2 separate regions of the Mus musculus genome follow, and region 1 is linked to region 2. Evidence: chromatin loops called from intact Hi-C (ENCODE). Cell type or tissue: left cerebral cortex. All regions are shown on one strand. Links, peaks and the distances in the headings refer to the core of each region. The heading gives the core; the rest is flanking DNA.

The links. Hi-C counts contacts between places; a loop is a spot of excess contacts. Peaks named below come from ENCODE experiments on the same cell type or tissue, not always from the same donor. Only the 100,000 strongest peaks of a DNase experiment are listed, where the experiment ranks them.
Region 1: it touches region 2 in a loop (34-fold over the local background); 2 of 42 quality-filtered maps call a loop at or near these places.

The regions. Positions count from the first base shown.
Region 1 is chr13:68,553,414-68,561,750 of GRCm38, reverse strand. It overlaps Mtrr (5-methyltetrahydrofolate-homocysteine methyltransferase reductase), which reads left to right. Exons shown (of 15, transcript NM_172480.3): 15 at 1-971. Among named protein-coding and RNA genes, the nearest start is that of Mtrr, 25 kb to the left of the region's middle. In left cerebral cortex, for the core only: no CTCF peak of the experiment used is centred there; no DNase peak of the experiment used is centred there.
Region 2 is chr13:68,044,838-68,053,174 of GRCm38, reverse strand. No RefSeq gene overlaps it. Among named protein-coding and RNA genes, the nearest start is that of Gm7969, 99 kb to the right of the region's middle. In left cerebral cortex, for the core only: a CTCF peak has its summit at 3,246 (motif pointing right); no DNase peak of the experiment used is centred there.

The sequences.
Region 1 (8,337 bases), core at 40-8,039, 510 kb before region 2:
ATATTTTGAAATATATTTGATATAGTACTCTGCCATTTTCATCATGTTAACTTTCAGTGTCACCATCTTACAGCTTAGGGGCATTTGCATTCCCCTGACAAAGGTATCATGTGTACAGCTCAGTAGTGTGCCCTGTCCTTCTCATGGACTCCATTCATGTCTGCTCCTCACTAACAGACTTGGGTTTTCCCAATACCTGACTATACTTTTGTGATTCAGTTCAGCTTAAAGAACGCCAGTTAGGCCGGGCGTGGTGGCGCACGTCTTTAATCCCAGCACTTGGGAGGCAGGCAGAGATAGGCGGATTTCTGAGTTTGAGGCCAGCCTGGTCTACAGAGTGAGTTCGAGGACAACCAGGGCTACACAGAGAAACCCTGTCTCGAAAACCAAAAACAAAAAAAAAGAACTCCAGTTAAGACTTCTAATACCAAATTCTCTTGCAAGTTATGAAAATAAAGTATATAAAAGGATCCTGTGCTATTGTGTGCGTGGTTGCTGAGACAAAAACTGGGACAAAGCAACTTACAGAGGGTATTTTAGCTCAGTTCAGGTGTGGGGTCCACAGTGCTGAGGAAATCATAGTGGCAGAAGGAGGAGGTGACTGGTTACATCCCGTCCAGTCAGGAAGGAAAAGAAAAGGAAAAGTGCCTCGCTGGCTTCCTCCTTTTCACACACTCCAATACTTTAATGCATGGAACAGGTCTGCCTATGTGTAGTGTGGGTGTCCACTTCAGCCTAGTGTAGAGGACCTCTCGAAGACATGCCCAGGGGTTTTTTTCCAGTGAGGTTGTAGACCCTGCAAACCTAACTGTAACATAGCCTTCACAAGCATGATAAACCCTCCCTGTTGTGTATAGTAACGGTCTCATTTTATAGTCCACCTTTAAAACACATCTCTACCTGGTGAAAAGTCATCACAAGACTCCTAGGTCATTATAAGAATTAAAGATTTGAAAGAGTAATATAATATCAAGCTTGGTGAGGCTTTGTGGCTTTTTGTTCTACTCTTCCCATCTTGCATATTCTCTCCTCACTATTACATGTATTATGTGCAATAAATAAGATAGGGGTTAGGAAAACACTCAAATCCCGACATTTGTAAGTTGTATGCATCAGCCACAGTAGACTGGAGCAACACATGGACAAAGAACAGTGTTCCTCAGTTACAAGTGCCGACCTGCCCCTGCCCTCTTGACACATGACCACAGACAACAGATCCAAAAGGCAATACTAGTGGCTGTTGAGAACAATCAAGACTAGGTTTCTGACAGGACATCCATGCTTTCGATTTGGGCTCCTATCACAGTTGGTGATAATGAAATGCAGTCACTCCGATCCTTATTAAAACTATGAATAGTGAGGGATGAAATTTCCATCAACCTGCTGTGTGAGCACAAGGAAACTCCAAACTGGCTGGAGACAACCCACCTGTAAGAAGTTTGTTCCCGTGTGAGAGCCTTCTGGAGTTGGGATTGGGCTGTTTGTATGAACCTGTATGAGTCTGTAGACAGTGCTATTGTAAAGGTCAGCAGTCAGCACATCCCCAGGTCTTGCTAGATTGTCTTAGCTTTTGTTTAGGTAGGGGTAAGGCATGCAGTAAACTGTTGGATGCAGCTTCCACTTTTCAGCTATCACTGGCGTTGGTGAGGGACCTTTCTAACCTGTTACTCCTGCAATCTCAGCTCAAACTGGGTCCAGTGCATCCTGGAGACTCGTTGAGCTCTGTGCTGACACCAGCACAGGCTTTGGTGTTTGTTTACACTGTATTCAAGAGGTTTATTGTGGCTCTTGTAACAGAGACTGAATGGAAAGAGCCTTAAGCTTCTGGTGATACTCCAGTCTCAGCCTCCCTAGCAATGGGATGGCAGGTATGTGCCACCAAATCTGGCCTAGTTTTCAGTCTTTATATAAAACGTAATCATCAAAAGCAATTCAAGTGGCAGATTGTTCACCAGGCATCCCAGATTACTGCTGAGAGTCATGAAAAGGCTACATCAGGCAGACCAAAACAAGTCACATTTAGCTGGGGTAAAAGAAGGTGCCTCAAAGGGAAAAATCCTACCAGAGATATTTTCCCTAGAATTTATGAATCAGTGAGCGAGAACATGACTTCTTAATATGTGTGCAGTTAGTAAAGTTTCACAATAGTTAAAGCAAACGTTCACAGCTAGAAGCATGCAAGATGTCAACACATATTCCACAAATGCATAAAAGAAATTAGAAAAATGATCTTAAATTAATGTTCTTATATTAAAATGAAATTTTAGATGAATATACATTCTGTGAAAAATGCAACATACCAAAACATAAGAAAATGATAGGACCCTGTGAGCCATCGTGTGTTTGCTGGGAATTGAACTCAGGACCTCTGGAAGAGCAGCCAGTGCTCTTAACCACTGAGGCACCTCTCCAGCCCCCACATTATTTCTGATCAGAGTCAAACTGTAATTGAACTGTAGGGCATTGTTTTGGTGAGAGCAATTTTGAAATTTTTTTGTTAAAGTTGAGTCATATTCAGTGAAACATTCCTCGAGCTAAGGACCAGGGTTTGCACTGGGGAAGATATTAAGCCAGGTGTGTCACATGGGGGTGAGGACGACACTGAGGCCAGGAAGTCCTAGGCTTAAAGCACGGGGGGAGGGGGGTAGACACAGAAATGTAAAATGAATGCCCCGAAATCCATTCAGGAAATCCAGGTTTTACTCTTATTTAAGGTTCTTTATGTTGCAAGTCATAAATTTATAGTCATAAGCAGGTATTCAAAAATCCAACCCTCCATTTGGCTGTAAGTTCCTTAAGGGGTTGGTAAGCCACACGTCTTAGTATTCCCAATTGTCTGGAAAATTGACAATTGAGGAAAAAACTGTTCACATTTGGTGCCAGGCAGGTTACAAATAAACATGATGTGATAGTTTGAATGTCATTAGTCAGTCCCCATAGGCCCATAAGGAGTGGTACTACTAGGAGGAGTGGCCTTGCTGGGGGAAGTGTGTCACTGTAGGGGTAGGCTTTGAGGTCTCCCATGCACAAGCCACCTCTGCCCAGTGTGGCATATAGTCTCCTGCTGCATGTGGATCAAAATGTAGCATAGCAACTTCTCCAGCATCATGTCTGCCAGCACACTGCTATGCTACCCGCCATGACTAAGTCCCTGAAACTGTAAGCCAGCCCCAATGAAATCTTGTCTTTTATGAGTTATTGCGGTCTTGGTGTGTCTTCACAGCAATGGGAATACTAAGACGTGTGGCTTACCAACCCCTTAAGGAACTTACAGCCAAATGGAGGGTTGGATTTTTGAATACCTGCTTATGACTATAAATTTATAACTTGCAACATAAAGAACCTTAAATAAGAGTAAAACCTGGATTTCCTGAATGGATTTCGGGGCATTCACTTTACATTTCTGTGTCTACCCCCTCCCCCCGTGCTTTAAGCCTAGGACTTCCTGGCCTCAGTGTCATCCTCACCCCCATGTGACACACCTGGCTTAATATCTTCCCCAGTGCAAACCCTGGTCCTTAGCTCCAGGAATGTTTCACTGAATATGACTCAACTTTAATAAAAAAATTTCAGAATTGCTCTCACCAAAGGATTGCATTTCCTTTTAATCTTGTCTCACTCACTTCAGTGGACAAACTGAAATATTGAGAATGCCGATGCTAATAAATTTAGACCTTAAGTTCCATAACCACAGTGCTTCTTACAGCTAAATTATCTTTAGACTCGCAGTGTACTGTGAGTGAGCTGTTTGCTTATCATCCTTCAACCTGCCTGTCATCTATCTGTTATCTATTTGCCTACCTATCGTCATCTATCATCTACTTACCAGCCTAGTATCTGTCAATAGCTTTATCTTTTACCCATCTATTTAAGTGTTTTCTGTATTCCCACTTATAAACACATGAGCTTGCTTCCCCCTTCTTCCCTGCTTCCTTCCCTGGTTTTTGATGTTGGTGAAGCAATTCTGCTTCAGGATATAGTTAAAAAGCACTGTGGTGTAAATGGAATTACAGAAGGGTTGAAGTCAGGAACGTGAAACGGCAGAGAGCTCTCTAAGCATAGCAGTTAAAAGCTTGGCTAATATGCCAAGCTGCACGTTCAAGACCTGCTTTTCATACCCAGCTCCTACCCTTGGACAAGTAGCTTAACCTCATTGAGTTCCAGGCTGTTAAATAGTGAGTGTATCTGCCTGCCTTAGTTAGGATATTACTGCTGTGAACAGACACCATAGCCAAGGCAACTTTTGTAAAGACACCATTTAATTTGGGCTGGCTTACAGGTTCAGAGTTTCAGTCCATTATCATCAAGGCAGGAGCTTGGCAGCATCCAGGCAGACATGGTACAGGACGAGCTGAGAGTTCTATATCTTTATCTGAAGGCTGCTAGCAGAATCTTAGTCTCCAGGCAGCTAGGATGAAGGTCTTAAAGCCCACACCCACAATGACACACCTATTCCAACAGGGCCACACCTCCTAATAGTGCCACTCCCTGGGCTTCTCATATACAAACCACCACACTGCTTCACGGTTGATATGTAATGCTAAATGAGTTAATTTGTAAAAATTACTTGACAGCCCCTGGCATTCAGCAAGACACACATAGAAACCACTACTCCTTTTAATTACAGTCTCATACATTTTGGTATGTTTTGTTTCGTGCATATTATATATTTTTTCTATAAATCACAGTCAAGGTATAAAGTAGGATTTCTTGGAACCTGTTATGGTTTGTATATTCTTGGACCAGGGAGTGGCACCATTTGGAGGTGTGGCCTTGTTGGAATGGGTGTGACCAGATCGGAGTAGGTGTGTCACTGTGGGTGTGGTCTTAACATCCTCACCCTAGTTGCCTGGAAGTCAGTCTTCCACTAGCAGCCTTTGGATGAAGATGTAGAACTCTAAGCTCTGCCTGTGCCATGCCTGCCTGGATATTCCCATGCTCCCACCTTGATGATAATGGACTGAACCTCTGAACCTGTAAACCAGCCCCAATTAAATGTTGTTTTTTATAAGACTTGCCTTGGTCATGGTGTCTATTCACAGCAGTACAACCCTAACTAAGACAAAAGTTGGTCTTCCCCATGTATAACAAACCTGTGCTTTACACCAACAAATGCTTGCTTTCAGTTTCCACTCTGGTTTATAGTCCCCATGCTATGTCAGACAAGATTAGTGACCACTGAAACTTCTGGAGCTGGAGTGATGGCTCAGTGGTTAGGAGCACAGCTTGTTCTTCCAGAGAACCTGGGGTTTGATTCTAAACACCCTCATGGAGGCTCACAAGCTCTCCAGTCCCAGGAGCTCCAATTCCCTCTTCTGACCTCTGTGGGTAACATGTGCATCCATTGTGCATAGACATACCTGTAACCAAATAACCATTCACATTAATAGATAGAAGATAGATAAAAGATAGATAGGGAGAGAGAGAGAGAGGAAGGTGGGATTTGTGATTGAGTGAGGCGTTTCCAGAGAGAATATGGAGAGGTGACAAAGATGGAGAGAGAAAGGTCATCTGTGAGGCAGGATGGACCATGACCATGTGGCCAAGAGAAGCTTGCCCTTGCTACAAAAAATTACATTCCTGAGCCCTAGCTACAAATCATTACATTCCTAAAGCTAGCCCCCAAGGTCCATTCCCTTACTTCGCCACAGACTCATTCCTAAGACAAAATGCCAAAGTCTGATAAACAAAATTTATTATTTGGCTAGTATGTCCAATCAGGATTTCCCAATTCATCCCACCACAGACTCCCCTTCTCCCCCTTAAAAATCTACTCCTTTTGCTCTTGCATCCTGAACTCACCTGATCTAGCTTCTTTACTTGCTGTGCCCTTACTCCTGCTGTTGCTGCTGCCGCCTCCCCGCTTTGCAGCCACCCCTCCCTGCAGCTTGCCTCTCTGGGGGTCCCAAATCTCCTTTGTGCTGAGAAGTTGGTATCTGGGTCTGTTCCGTAGAGACTAAGTTCTGTGTGGTTCAAATACATGAGGACTTGGGGCTTTTCAGTTCTTGCGTTCCGTGTCCTGTGAAAATCTATCAGTGCTGCAGACATGCCACAGGCAACATGCCTTGTCTGAGCAAGAATGTGGGAGCCCTTCCAGGGTCTGGAAGGAACACTTGGAAGGAGCACTATCCTGTACCTCTGCTCTGACAGAGCCCGATGCGCAAGTGGCTGCATAGGCTGTGGAGATATGAGTTAGGAATACAGAAACTCCACCACCCTCAGACACGTGGTCTTTTAGGCATGGTGTTGACACAAACCTGGGTGTATGAAAGACAGAATGGATCTTACTTTAGAGCTTGCAGGTGTCTTCTAGGACAACACTTTAGGATGCTTAGAAAGAGAACATGGAAATGCATTGTCTTGTTCGTTGAGAAATCCATCAAATTTTGCACAGAACTGCCATTTCTGCCATGAGAGCCAGCTGCTTGGTCTGTGGTAGCATTTCCTCTAGGCTCTGCCCAACAGTTGCCTAGTCCCTCCACAGGCCTCTTCTCTGCTCTCTCCTCTCCCCTCCTCTCCTCTCCTCTCCTCTCCTCTCCTCTCCTCTCCTCTCCTCTCCTCTCCTCTCCTCTCCTCTCCTCTCCTCTCCTCTCCTCTCCTCTCCTCTGTCCCTTTTCTTTCTTCACCTCTACTCCCTTCCCCAGACCCCCATACCACATCCTAAATAAACTTCATTTTATACTAGACCTGTTGTATGGCTGATACCTTGGGGAGGAGGAGAGGTGGCACTCAGCATGGATCCATCCACCTACCACCACATCACGCTGCCACCTTATAAAACATAAGAGTCTGCATCCCAGCTTTTAGCCAATCTCAGAAGAAAATCTTATTGCTAGCAAAGAACCACAGTGCATGAAATTAAAGGAAAAAACAAAAACAAAAAACACTCCCTGTATTAAAAAACTCTGCTCCTACTGAGATCCTTCATCTTAGCTATTTTTAGTCGTGTGACACAAAGATGGAATGAAGATGTCGGCTGGTTAAAGCCTCTCCAGGCACCTGCAGGGATCATTCATCTGACTGGTGAGGTACATCTGCATATGGAGACCAATGTACACCTTCCATACGCAGCCATAAAGTATGCACCATCAGCGCAGTGGAGAGTATGTTTTACCAGGACCAAAGGACATCCTGGCAGCTAAAATAGACCAGCCTTGCTTGTTTGTCTTCACTGCCTCATCCATCTTCATTAAGAACAACACAGTTCTAGTATCTTCGGGACACTTTATGCAATGGTAATGAGCGGCACAACCACAGCCTCCATGACAAAGCAGAAAATGCCCAAGGTTTATGAACATCTTTTATGGTCTTGCCATGCAGTGAACGAGCCAGTGTGTACAAGCCTCTGGTACATCACCACACTCTGATGTTCCAGAGATATACTCTCTGCTCTGACTCCAACAACGTTGTTGATGGCCAACAGGCAATCTGTCCCCCGGTGACACAGGTGTCCCATAAGAAAGTCTCTTCGCCCCTATGTAGCGGACGTGCACCAATCCATATAAACTCCTCTCTGAATGCTAGAAACCAATCTGAACCTCTCTCCTCGTGACTTCCTGTTATGTACCCAGGGCAGAATTGTTCAGGGAGAGATAGGAAAGACTGAAGTTTGGAGGAGAGAGATGATGGGAGGAGCTGGCATTCTTTGGCCCTATACTGCAGTGTTCAGTATGGTGCACATAGTTACATCCTTGGCTCTCCTTACTCTGCTTATCTATGCCTGCTGCCAGTGGTACCAGCAGCAGTCCCATGTTGAAACACTCATCCTCCTGGACTCTCACATTGCTCGACAGCAGCACAACTAATGCTATAAATGACCCAGCCGAGGCCATCATAGTAACTAATTGACAGTGACAAAGTAGCTAGATGGACCACAAAGGCAGCTGACTCAGGGGACTGCTAGAATGGCTTATTGGTGTTGACAGAAAAGGATCTGGGCATAGGGAAAGGAGAGACCTCCTGTGATGAGCCGCTTCTGGCTTAACGTTGCCTGAGGAACTGTGGTGTATCACCTTGGATGCCTAGATCATAAATAGGGCGAATGCAGTAAGTGAGGATTAAATAGATGTCTAGCGTCCAGCTTTGTCTCACCTTCCAAGGGACTGGCTTCAAGGCCAGCGCAATTGGGAGCAAGGTTGCACTTCATACAAACACCACTAGATGGAAGCCTGGGACAACTTTTGCCTCGTTGTCCAGTGTGCCTTTTCCCCCCAACCTCAAGAACACACACACACACACACACACACACACACACACACACACACACACACACACACACACACACACACAAAAGATTTTGGTAATATAAGGTGGCTTTCCACAATGCTGATATGAGCT
Region 2 (8,337 bases), core at 65-8,064:
CTTGCCATCATTTAATAATCTGTCTGTGATTTTAAAAGAAACCAGTACTTCTTCAATTTTAACATTTATTTTTTTCTCTAGTTTTATTCTTTTACATGCATTGATGATGTTCAACAAAAGAAAATTTCTACTTTTATGATTCCACTATTGTAAGAAGAAATCAAACTGAAGCCATTTTGAATAAAACTTCCATTTTGAATAGGGGCTCAAACAAAGTTTAGGTTCCCAAGACCTCTGTGGGCAACTGACATCTTCCTTGGCAGAAAGATGATCTCTCTCTCTCTCTCTCTCTCTCTCTCTCTCCAAATCACAGGATCCCCAGCCTTTTATTAACCAATCAACCACTGGCTGCACCATCGATACTGCTCTTTTGTACTGAGTGCTGAGTCAGAGCTGCAGCAAACTGTTCCTACCCTTTGTCACAGGATTATGTCATATGTCATTTTGTATATGACATGGTGGTGACCCAGATGTTGATGTGAAGCACAGGTCCAAGCATGCACTGTACAGGTGTGGATGGCCCCAGGATGATGCTCCAGTTTTATCCTGAGCCTCAGTGCTAGGCAATATCCTCCTTCTCCGGTCAAGGTGTCCCTTCTCAAAATCAGCTGCATAAACTGGAAATAGGAAAAACCAGGGTCTGTAGATGATTAGTATCAATCTGAAGGGGCTCTAATGGCCATAGATGGCAAACATGCCCTTGGTAGAAAACATTACATTCTAGAGCCCTTGCTACAAAACATTACATTCCTAAAGCTAGCCCCCAAGGTCCATTCCCTTACTTCGCCACAGACTCATTCCTAAGACAAAATGCCAAAGTCTGATAAACAAAATTTATTATTTGGCTAGTATGTCCAATCAGGATTTCCCAATTCATCCCACCACAGACTCCCCTTCTCCCCCTTAAAAATCTACTCGTCTTGTTCTTGCTACCTGGACTCACCTGATCTAGCTTCTTTACTTGCTGTGCCCTTACTGCTGCTGTTCCTGCTGCCGCCTCCCTGCTTTGCAGCCACCCCTACCTGCAGCTTGCCTCTGTGGGGGTCCTAAATCTCCTTTGTGCTGAGAAGTTTGTATCTGGGTCTGTTTCATAGAGACTATGTTCTGTGTGGTTCAAATACATGAGGACTTGGGGCTTTTCAGTTCTTGCGTTCCGTGTCCTGTGAAAATCTATCAATGCTGCAGACATGCCACAGGCAACATGCCTTGTCTGAGCAAGAATGTGGGAGCCCTTCCAGGGTCTGGAAGGAACACTTGGAAGGAGTACTATCTTGTACCTCAGCTCTGACAGAGCCCGATGCCCAAGTGGCCACATAGGCTGTGGAGATATGAGATAGACATATAGAAACTCCACCACCCTCAGACACGTGGTCTTTTAGGCATGGTGTTCACACAAACCTGGGTGTATGAAAGACAGAATGGATCTTACTTTAGAGCTTGCAGGTGCAAGCAGAAATGTCTTCTAGGACAACACTTTAGGATGCTTAGAAAGAGACCATGGAAATGCATTGTCTTGTTCATTGAGAAATCCATCAAATTTTGCACAGAACTGTCATTTCTGCCATGAGAGCCAACTGCTTGATCTGTGTTAGCATTTCCTCTAGTCTCTGCCCAACAGTTGCCTAGTCCGTCCACAGGCCTCTTCCTCTCCTCTCCTCTCCTCTCCTCTCCTCTCCTTCTCTGTCCCTTTTCTTTCTTCACCTCTACTCCCTTCCACAGACCCCCAGATCACATCATAAATAAACTTCATTTTATACTAGACCTGTTGTATGGCTGATACCTTGGAGGGGAGGAGAGGTGAGGTGGTGCTCAGCATGGATCCATCCACTTACCACCACATCATGCCGCCACCTTATAAAACATAAGAGTCTGCATCCCAGCTTTTAGCCAATCTCAGAAGAAAATCCTATTGCTAGCAAAGAACCACAGTGCATGAAATTAAAGGAAAGAAACAAAAACAAAAAACACTCCCTGTATAAAAAATCTGCTCCTACTGAGGTCCTTCATCTTAGCTATTTTTAGTCGTGTGACACAAAGATGGAATGAAGATGTCGGCTGGTTGAAGCCTCTCCAGGCACCTGCAGGGATCATTCGTCTGACTGGTGAGGTACATCTGCGTATGGAGACCAATGTACACCTTCCATATGCAGCCATGAAGTATGCGCCATCAGCGCAGCGGAGAGTATGTTTTACCAGGTCCAAAGGAAATCCTGGCAGCTAAAATAGACCAGCCTTGCTTGTTTGTCTTCACTGCCTCATCCATCTTCATTAAGAACAACACAGTTCTAGTAGCTTTATGCACTGGTAATGAGCAGCACAACCACAGCCTCCATGAGAAAGCAGAAAATGCCCAAGGTTTATGAACATCTTTTATGGTCTTGCCATGCAGTGAACGAGCTAGTGTGTACAGCCTCTGGTACATCGCCACACTCTGATGTCCCAGAGATATACTCTCTGCTCTGATTCCAACAACGTTGTTGATGGCCAACTGGCAATCTGCCCCCCACCCCCACCCCCACCCCCGGTGACACAGGTGTCCCATAAGAAAGTCTCTTCGCCCCTTCGCCCCTATGTAGGGGGCGTGCACCAATCCATATAAACGCCTCTCTGAATGCTAGAAACCAATCTAAACCTCTCTCCTCGTGACTGCCTGTTATGTACCCAGGGCAGAATTTTTCAGGGAGAGATAGGAAAGATTGAAGTCGGGAGGAGGGAGATGATGGGAGGAGCTGGCACTCTTTGGCCCTATACTGCAGTGTTCAGTATGGTGCACATAGTTACATCCTTGGCTCTCCTTACTCTGCTTCTCTATGCCTGCTGCCAGTGGTATCAGCAGCAGTCCCATGATGTAACAGTCATCCTCCTGGACTCTCACACTGCTCGACAGCAGCACAGCTAATGCTATAAATGACCCAGCCAAGGCCGCCATAGTAACTAATTGGCAGTAACAACGTAGCTAGATGGACCACAAAGGCAGCTGACTCAGGGGACTGCTAGAATGGCTTATTGGTGTTGACAGAAAAGGATCTGGGCAGAGGGAAAGGAGAGACCTCCTGTGATGAGCCGCTTCTGGCTTAACGTTGCCTGAGGAACTGTGGTGTATCACCTTGGATGCCTAGATCATAAATAGGGCGAATGCAGTAAGTGAGGATTAAATAGATGTCTAGCGTCCAGCTTTGTCTCACCTTCCAACTGACTGTCTTCAAGGCCAACGAAATTGGGAGCAAGGGTGCACTTCATACAAAGACCAATAGATGGCAGCATGGGACAACTTTTGCATCGTTTTCCATTGTGCCTTTTCCCCCCAACCCCCAGCACATACACACAAAAGATTTTGGTAATATAAGGTCGCTTTCCACAATGCCGGTATGAGCTGGAGTGTTTCTTATTTTTCACCACTGGTCCCTTGAAGTACCAATTTTGAAAGCAGACATTTTGTGTTCCCTAGGATGAAAGAATGGATCAGGCTTCAGGTTTACACTCAGGGTCAGCTTAAACGGGACCAACTATTCAACCCAATAACCTGAATTTATTCTTCTATGAGCTGGAGATAACAATGTCACCATTCCAACACTGCTATGGGAATTGTATGAGGTCATCTATATAACGCAGCTAACAGCTTGAGGCTCTCAAGTGCTTGCTAAGTCTCTACAAAGGATGGGTAGGATGGGCTGGGCAAAAGTCATAGAAGCAAGCTAGCCTGTAACTGCTGTTCACCTAGTGGCCCAGGTAAGCTGCTTAGTTTCTCTGTGTCTCAGCTTTTTCATGAGTATATGGATATATCACTTGCCTGAGGGTGGTAGAGTTGACTAAGGTAGCCAAATAAAGGTTTAAGGGTTTAGGATACCATCTCCAACAAAATAGCTGCTATTGGTTTTGTGCCTATAATGGAGGATGCAGAATTCCCGAAGAGTATCTTCTGCATCCAGTGTCCTCCGTGACACACCAAGACTGGACATATGAAATATGAAACGGCATGTCAGGCGATTGATTCAGAGGATGTTTGCTGCCTTCTGTGTTCTGCCGGTACCATCCACCCCTACACATTAGCAATTCTTCCAGTTATGTCTGCCTTTTCATGTTGGGTTAGGAGATGGCTCCGTGGATTTGACACCAAAATCAGAGTTAACAAAAGCTGCCAGGTAAAAGCTCCTACGATGGCCATAGTGCACAGAGGAGATATGTAGTCAGATACAGGGTGGCTTGAGGGTTGGGAGCTGGGGGAAGGTGTTTGGGAGAAACCGTACAACTTGACTGACTAGTAGTCAGAGTACTTCTTTATTTCTACAGAACCTAATAGGTGTCTCAGTTAGAGTTTTACTGCTGCATGACCAAGGCAACTCTTGTAAAGGACAATGTTTAATTGAGTCTGGGTTTTACTGCTGTGAACATACATCATGACCAGGGCAACTCTTATAAAGGACAATGTTTAATTGATCTGGCTTACAGGTTCAGAGGTTCAATCCATTATCATCATGGCAGAAGCTCGGCAGCATCCAGACAGGCATGATGCAGGAGGAGCTGAAAGTTCTGAAGGCAAACAGAAGGGCAGCTAGGAGAAGGGTCTCCTTGACCACCCTCCTCAATCACTAATTGAGAAAATGCCTTACAGTTGGATTTCATGGAGGCATTTCCTCAAGGGAGGCTCTTTTACTGTGATGCTCCCACATTGTGTCAAGTTGACACACAAAACTAGCCACTATAGCAGGGATAAATTCATATTGTTTTAAAACATAAACCATATACTTTTAACCCAGGACATGAGTTTTAACTTCCTCTTAAGTCATAAGTTCAGTTATCATTGATAAACCATGACATAACAAAGTTATCATTTACAGTAATTTATCCCCATCAACACTATAACCAAACTTTTAAGAATTTTGTGGTTTTAAGAGCACTAGACTGAGTCTCATTATGGTAGTTTCCCTTTTTGATTTTTTTTTGAAATTATGCTTTGTTTTTTTTCCAAAATTATTTCTTTTGGCCCTAAGCATTTTGTTTTTGTTTTATGATGCCTTGTTTTTTCTTCTCTCTCTAAGGCAGTTATTCTTCCACAGGTGCATATCTTTGCTCCATGAGCTGTCTCTGTATTTCCGGGTTTTGTTCTTTCATCGGCTCCCTTACACATCTTCATTGTTTGTCTTGATAGTCACTGAGGAGGTTCAATGGGCATGGGCACATAAGTGGCAGACCATCTCATAGGATGATAGTAGTGTCGTCAAGATCTCTTACTGTGAATGTAAGAAATATCCAATATTCACCTGTGAGATGTTTAGCTGGGCACCTCTTCCTCAACAGTAGGAGCATCTTCTCCTTTGGCAGAGTTTACCTCTTCATGGTTTTCAAAGTGCAGGAAGAATGGAGAGCTGAGATGGCCTACAAGTTAATATATAGATTTTTTTCATTTGTAGAATCTCTGTCCCCATTTTGCATAAGGGTGACACATCCAAACAGGCATATTTGTGTGGTGGCGGGCCGAGTATGGTGATTGTACCCATCCTCCGGGACGGTTCGTTATTCTTTACAGCACGGTCTGCATTTGCTGTCACGTTTTTTTCTTTTAGCCATTCTGACTGGTGTGAGGTGGATTTGAAAGATCCTGACAGAATGTAAAAGGTCACAGAAGCCCTGAAATTGGCAAAACAGATTTCATTGTTAGCAGAAGTAGCTTCAATGATTTAGAAATATAGAGGTGCACAATGCTGTGGCCACTCCTTGAACCCGTGTGTCTGCCAATGTTTTGACCGTTCCTTGAACCCAGGTGTGTGCCCACTGCTGCACCTCACTGTCAGGTGTTTGTGATATTGGTTGCTGGGAAAGAGTAGAAAAATCTCCCCAGCAACCACAGCTGGGCCAATCCTGAGTTGCTACACCTGCACCAGACTCTTTCCTTGTTTCCCTCCTATACCCATTTTTGAGAATAGACTCCCGGAGTCTTTCATTTGGGGGCTCCTCCTGGGATTGGTGTGACCACCCACTTCTCTGAAGACCCACTTGGTGGTGAAATTTTTTGTCTAAAAATATTTCTGTGACCCAGCGAGGTTCAGTTCTGAAATTTGCAGCCGCAACATTTCTTGAGAAATGGAGACCTTTTCCTTGGAGTAAGGCACTGAGTGTGAACAGTAGATGTGCTGGAATCAAGGGCTGCTGTGCGGGACCCCCTGCGTGAGGGGAAGGACTCCAGGAGTCCTTCTGAAGCGGGGAGTGCACTTTCCCGACCTTCTGCATTTCTGAGTTGGTTTTGTCTGACCATTAGAAAACTGGCATCTGTCAGTGTGTTTATGTGTGTTTTCTGTGTTTGTTTCGTGTTTTACATGGTGTAAATGATGGGGCAGATTGTAACGCCACCCCTAAGTTTGACTTTAGACCACTGCACTGAAGTTAGATCAAGGGCCCATAATCTTTAATTAGAAATTAAGAAGGGACCATGGCAGACATTTTGTGCCTCCGAATGGCCAACTGTTCATTTAAAATGTTCACTGGAGGGGACTTTTGGTTTGACTCTTATCTTTGAAGTTAAAGCCATTGTTTTTCAGAGAGGACCTGGGTCCCACCGGGATCAACAGCCTTACCTCGTCCAGAATTCACTGTCATAAATCAAACCATAGTTTCCCTGTGCATCTCAGAGCCCTCCTCCCCGCTGCTCCCATGTGCGCGGGTGGGTCAACACAGTGCCCTCTCTTTCTGCCCTAAGAAGCAGTAAGAAGCAGTAAGGGGCAGTGGCTGTGAGGACCCTGCCTGGACCAGCACACTTTTTGGCCTGGTGATGAGAAGGCATGGGGCTCCTTCTCCAGCTGCTTCCACTTTCCTGGCAAAGTGCAGCCCTAAGCCTGAACAGAACTGAAACCATAGGCTCCGCCTGAAACAGAGCGTCCTCTTAAACCCACAGGTCCCCCCAAGATCTATTCTAAAATTGAAGGGCCTCCTGAGTGGCCAGAGTCCCCTCCCCCTCTGCCCTATTTTCTGCCTCCACAGGTCCTTGCTCCTGGCTCTGGGATTGCTGGTGGCAGTTGGTGGATCAAGGACTGATGGCTGGGACCCAGAGCCAACAAACCCAGAGTCCCCCAGCAGATAGAGCTCCTGACACCACTTCTTCCTTTTACTTTGAGAGCTCCAGGTTACCTGCCCACAGACCCTCAGTCTCTACAGACCCTCCAATATTAGTCTTTTGTAATCAGCTGATCTGTATAATTGGAACGCTGTGTTCCCTCTGGACCAGCCAGATTAGAACTACAAGACGGCTCAAGGTAGGGAGAGGTTGCCAGGTTACCAGCTGGGCTCTAGTCTAAAGGGAGCTATGAGACGCCACACCAATTTTCCTCAGGTAAGAGAAGTAATGCAGGGCCCTACAGAGCCCCTGTCTGTTTTTCTAGAAAGATTGATAGAAGCTTATAGATACTATACTCCTTTTAACCCAAATTCTGAGGGTCAACAAGCCGCGGTTGCTATGGCTTTTAAAGATTACATGCCATGGCTTTACAAGATTTAGTCAGGGAGATAGAAAAGGTGTATCACAAGAGAGGGAGAATAAGAGGAAAAGAAGACAGGAGAGGAATTTAAGCAGGATTTTGGCCGCAGTACTAGGGGAGCATGAAGGAAGGAACAGGCCAGAGAATAGACAGATAGGGTACCTGGGCAACAAGGAACCCAGACCTGAAGGAAGAAGATCTGTCCAGAAGATTTTAGAGAAGTACCAATGTGCCTATTGCAAGGAAAAAGGACATTGGGCACGCGAATGCCCAAAGAAGAAGGGAAGGGCCCCTAAGGTCCTGAATCTGAAAGATGATGAATAGGGGAGATGGGGCTTGGACCCCTTCCCTGAGCCTAGGGTAACCCTGATGGTGGGGGGGATCCCATGGACTTTTTAATTGACACAGGGGCAGAGCATTCTGTGTTGAAACATCCACTGGGAAAATTAAAAAGTAAAAGAACCACAGTGATTGGAGCCACTGGTCAGAAACAATACCCCTGGACCACTGAACGCACTGTAGATCTGGGGGAAGGCCAAGTGAGTCATTCCTTCTTGGTCATTCCTGAGTGTCCCACACGGCATCTAGGAAGACATCTTCTGCCTAAATTAAAGGCCCAGATTAGATTTACCCAACAAGGGCCGAGAGTAAGTTGGGAATCTCCCACCTCCGTAGTTTTAGCCCTGCAGCTTGAGGAAGAATACAGATTGCATGAAGGCATCAAGCAAACGGAGGTTCCAGACCTAAAAGACTGGTTGACTGCTTTCCCTAGAGCATGGGCAGAGACTGAAGGCATGAGAATGGTTGTCAGAGTTCCCCCTGTGGTTGTGGAATGAAAACGGATGCAACCCCTATAGGAGTGCGACAA